2 separate regions of the Homo sapiens genome follow, and region 1 is linked to region 2. A link is an interaction called in ENCODE POLR2A ChIA-PET data of the cell type or tissue named here. Cell type or tissue: PC-3. All regions are shown on one strand.

Evidence for each region. ChIA-PET counts read pairs that join two places held together with the same protein. Peaks named below come from ENCODE experiments on the same cell type or tissue, not always from the same donor. Only the 100,000 strongest peaks of a DNase experiment are listed, where the experiment ranks them.
Region 1: POLR2A ChIA-PET joins it to region 2 with 6 read pairs; 1 of 35 experiments calls an interaction of 5 or more read pairs at or near these places.

Annotation. Positions count from the first base shown.
Region 1 is chr10:37,860,015-37,862,514 of GRCh38, reverse strand. ZNF248-AS1 (ZNF248 antisense RNA 1) reads right to left here. Exons shown (of 2, transcript NR_186559.1): 2 at 1,849-2,500. Among named protein-coding and RNA genes, the nearest start is that of ZNF248-AS1, 3.5 kb to the right of the region's middle. In PC-3, no CTCF peak of the experiment used is centred here; a DNase peak (open chromatin) is centred at 1,504; H3K4me3 peaks cover 1,218 bases; H3K27ac peaks cover 1,905 bases.
Region 2 is chr10:36,533,260-36,535,759 of GRCh38, reverse strand. No RefSeq gene overlaps it. Among named protein-coding and RNA genes, the nearest start is that of ANKRD30A, 590 kb to the left of the region's middle. In PC-3, no CTCF peak of the experiment used is centred here; a DNase peak (open chromatin) is centred at 939; H3K27ac peaks cover 2,500 bases.

The sequences.
Region 1 (2,500 bases), 1.3 Mb before region 2:
CAAACAAGAATATTGACATATTTCAATGTCGTAAAAAATTATCTCAAAATGGATTATAGGCTTAAATACACTTAAAATTCTACAACTTATAGATAAATATGTAGGAGAAAGTCTTTGTGGCCTTGATTAGGCAAAGAGTTTTTAAATTGTATACAAACATCACAATTTATAAAAAAAATTACTAAATTGGACTTTATTAAAATTGAAACTTCTTGCTCTGTGAGGAGATACTGTGTAGAGAAAAAAAGGGAATGAAGGTTGGGTGCAGTGGCTCACACCTGTAATCCCAGTACTTTGGGAGGCTGAGGCGGGTGGATCACCTGAGGTCAGGAGTTTGAGACCAGCCTGGCCAATATGGTGAAATTCCGTCCCTACTAAAAGTACAAAAATTAGCCAGGCATGGTCGCAGGTGCCTGTAATCCCAGCTACTCACGAGGCTGAGGCAGGAGAACAGCTTGAACCCGGGAGGCGGAGGTTTGCAGTAGGACGAGGTTGCGCCACTGCACTCTAGCCTGGGTGATGACAGTGAGATTCTGTCTCAACAACAACAACAATAACAACAACGACAACAAAATGCAACCATTTGTCTTTTACCTACCTTTGACGTGGAAGCACCCTCCCTGCTTTCAGTTGTCCCGCTTTTGCCGCCTTTTTGGACAGAACCAATGTTCATTTTACATATGTTAATTGATGTCTCATGTTTCCTTGAAATGTATAAAACCAAGCTGTGCTCCGACCATCTTGGGCACATGTCAGGACCTTCTGAGGCTGTGTCACAGGCCTGCATCCTCAACCTTGGCAAAACAAACTTTCTTTTTTTTTTTTAAGACAGAGTGTCAGGCTGGTCTTGAACTCCTGACCTCATGATCCACCCGCCTTGGCTTCCCAAAGTGCTGGGATTACAGGCGTGAGCCATAGCGCCCGGCCGCAAACAAACTTTCTAATAACTGAGACCTGTCTCAAGTTTTCAGAGTTCACACAACAAATCACCATTTGGAACACCACAGTAGTAATGGTTGCAGCCAAGATCCACCAATGATAACTAAAATCAGTAGAAAAGTAGAAATAGGGTATTTGCATAGTCTCAAAGAATCTCTCCCTGAATTTACTAATCAGTGTGGTAATTTAAAAATATAACCACAAATTTAAAATGGAGCTTATTTCCTTTCCCCTTGAGTGTGGGCTGGACATGTAGACCCACTTCTGTATATAGACTGGAAAGGGAAAAATAGGGAGAAACCTATCAGACACCACCTTAACCAAGTGTTAAAAGACAAATTTTAGAAAATTAAGTTTAGCCGAGTTCATTTCAGCAAAGAAAGATTCTTGAATCAGACAATACTCAGAACTAGAAGAGGTTCAGAGAATTCTATAAAGTGGGCAGGGAGTATTTACAGACAGAAAACAGAAGTGCTCTACAGAAACAGCTTGACTGGTTACAGCTCAACTTTGGCCTTATTTGGAAATGGTCTGATTAGTTGGCAGCCTGTAACTGGCTTTAGCTCAGCTTCTGTAACTGGCTGACTCAGCCAGCTATAAAAGTTTAACAAGCTATGCTTTGTTTGTTTACATACCAAGGTAGGTTGCAGTCCTTACATCGGCCCTAAAGGTAGGGAGGCAGCCTCAGGACAAATTTCAGTTAATTTAATACATGTAATCATGGTCAATTAACCAGTAAAAAGTCATGTTGATATCATGCCATCTGATATCACACTATGAGAAAGCCACAACCTGTTTGTGGGGTGCTTCCTAAAAACTCACAACCTCAGTCTAATCAGGAGAATGTTACCATGTGGGTTCTTCTTGGCTGCTGCCTAGAAAAAAGCCAATAAACTGAGAACGACAGGATTGCAGCAGAAAAAGAGTTTAATAATTGCAGGGTGGCCAAGCAAGTATAAGAGATAATTCTCAAATCTGCCTTCCTGAGAATTTGGAGGCTACAGTCTTTCAAGGATGAAAAACTTTGAACCTCTCTAGCCTCCTGCCCATCAGGAGGCTAGAGAATGGGGAATGGTGATTGGCTGGGTCAGGGATGAAATCATAGGGCTGTTGAAACTGTCTTCTTGTGTTGAATCGGTTCTTGAAGGGGGTCACAGGATCAACTGAGTCCATTTTTTGCTATGGGTTACTGGTCCCAGTGGCACCAGTTGGTCCATCAGAATGTAAAGTCTGAAAAATAACTCAAACACTAGTTTTAGGTTTTACAATAGTGACATTATCTATAGTGACAATTGGAGATGTTATAAATCTTGTGACCACTGGCTATGTGACTCTGGAGTAGTAAGCAGTTACAAAAAGGCAGATTATAAAAGCAAAAACTGGTTAGAGTTTATGCCTGCATCTTACAGAATTCAGGTTCCTACCAAAATTCTAAACTTGTGGACTTCCACTAGTTTTACAAAAACGGTTTTTGTCCCCAAACAAGGAGGGGGTTAGTTTCAGGAAGGGATCATTATCGTTCTTGTTTTAAAGTTAAACTATAGGCTGGGTGTGGTTGCTC
Region 2 (2,500 bases):
GGCAGGAACCATAATTAAAGCAGTGTTCTGCAGTCAATATTTCAGCTGCTTCTCAATTCATGGGAAAAACTTTAATTAGTTTAGTACCTGGTGAGTTTCTACTCACTATTATTCACATAAAGTAAGATATATTACAGTTGGATAAAAGATTAATGGGTAAATGATTTGCAAGTATATAACCCAAAATTTCCAAATCAGGATTAACCAGAAGGAAGGAAAGGAAGGAAAAGAAAGTGGAGAAGGAAAATGAGAAGAAAGAGGAGGAGAGGATGCTGGAAAGAAAGAGGAGGAGGAGAGCAGACAGAAGAGAAATATTATGATATCTCGGGAGCTGCTCATTATACTTCTAGCCCCTGGCTATACAACTCCTGTGATGGGAAAAAGCTGCAAAGGAGAATCCTGGGAGGTACAAGAAAGCTACAAGAACCTGCGAAAACTCCTGTAGTAAGCTTTGCATGATAAAAGGAAATATCCACATTTTTACTTTATGATTTATTCATTTTGACATCTTAACCTAAAAAAGTGTAATTGTTACATCATTTGAGATTATTGAATTCTTTTATAGAACACAGAGATACAAATTAAGGGCATAAAGCTGACTACAGAATAGTCAGTAGCTTGTGAGAATCATTAGACTCAGAAAAGTAAGTTCAGCCTAAGTGTGTTGAACATGGATAGGAAGGGAGAAAAGGCCTAAGGAAGCATTAAGTAGTTATGGGGCACTAGATCTTCCTCAATTTTTGGTTACCTCCATTCTGGCCCCATATGTCTCCTACCTAGGATATGCAGACAAATCCCAGAGCATCTCAGCAGTTTCCAGTGAGCCCCAGCTGCTGGCCAGGAGTCCCTGAACATGTGCCTCTCTGTGGGAGGAAGTGAGTGCTAGCTTCAGGGCACTTACTAAGCCCCTTGCTCACCCTGCGCTCTGGACCTTGAAACCACACCACCGCAGGGCAGGGTTATGTGTCAGAGAAACAGGATATGTGAAGGTTGTGTAACACCGGATTCAGGTGTCATGGTCTTCTCATTTTGCTAGCTCCCTTTCCTAAGTTTGTGAACCTACTTCCTCTCTTTCTCCTTGCATCTTGCTGTATGATTTAGCAAGCCATGTGACTTGAGCATCTTACTTGGGTCTGGGCACCATTCTGTCCCATGACCTCAGAGATAATCGGCTTAGAGCAAGCACACTTGGAGGCCACTGGGACTTTGAGAACCTATCCCGTCACAACAGATATAATTGAGTCCACATGGTGATGTTTCTGGATCAAGGAAAACATACTAAGTTGTCTTTCATACTCACATTAGATTTTTTAGCAACAAGAAGTTCAATCACACCCCAGCGAGCAGTTGCTGGTCAATGATACAAGTTGTTTCTATTTTCTTTGTGCCAGCTATCACCAAAACATCTGAATTATATTCTTAGCTCTGTGAATGTTAAAATTTTTACCCTCTTCAGACATTTGCCTCAGCAAATGTCTCATTAAAATTTCATAACTTTAAAGCAGTTTCTCTTGCTTTTAGCATTTAATGCTTTCTCAGACACTCTACTGTTTCGAAGAGGACAATAGTCTCACATGCAGCGTAATAACTTATGAGGCTCCCAGTGCTGTAGGCTAAATGCTTGCATCCCCAGAGAGAAAAATGGAAATTAACATTTTCCTCCATACCTCTCCATCTGCACGCCTCCCGCCTCAGTATATGGGCTCACAGATGTACGTGAAATTTTTTCCATTGCATGTAAAGTTTGCCCAGTAGTTTTAACATGTTATAAACGAGAATTGCTGGAACACTAAGTCGCATATGAATAGAGAAAAGCCAAGTTTCCAGCTAAATCAGACAATTCCATTACTAAGTCATTCGCAGGGAGTAAAATGTGTGTTTAGAAGGCTAAAGTAATGGAGGTCTGTTGCTCTAGACTACTGAAAATTACAGACACACACACACACACACACACACACACACACAAATATTTTAGATCCTCAGTTGGTGTGTTTGAATAGGTGATTAGGCAGAAATAAATTCAACCATCAAGTAGACAGATTTTATTTTTGACTATAGTCTTCATGAGGAAACTGGTGCTTGGAATAGAAAAATCAAGATTCAGTCTTGGACCCTTGACATTCTCTGGTTTCTCATAAATAAACCTTGAGAATTTGATTAATGATGTTAAGCAGGGACTTAAGACATAAATGTCCTTGACCACAAAACAGTTCTTCTCTGCCTATTGAAGGTTATTATTTTTCCTTAAGTGCTTGTTAAGAAAGAAGGACCTAAAAATGTGAAGAATGAAGGGGATCCCCACCACGGCCAAGCAGAACAGTGAAATCTGCATCTGACCCCATTGAGGGAGCAGTTACGGCTATGTTTCCCTTAGGTTCAAAATATACAGTAAATTAATGTATTGGGTGTACATGTTACTAAATGTTTCTGGGTATAGCAAACCTCTCATAGATCTTAACATGAGATGACAACGTTGTCACCATTTATATGGTTCCCCATG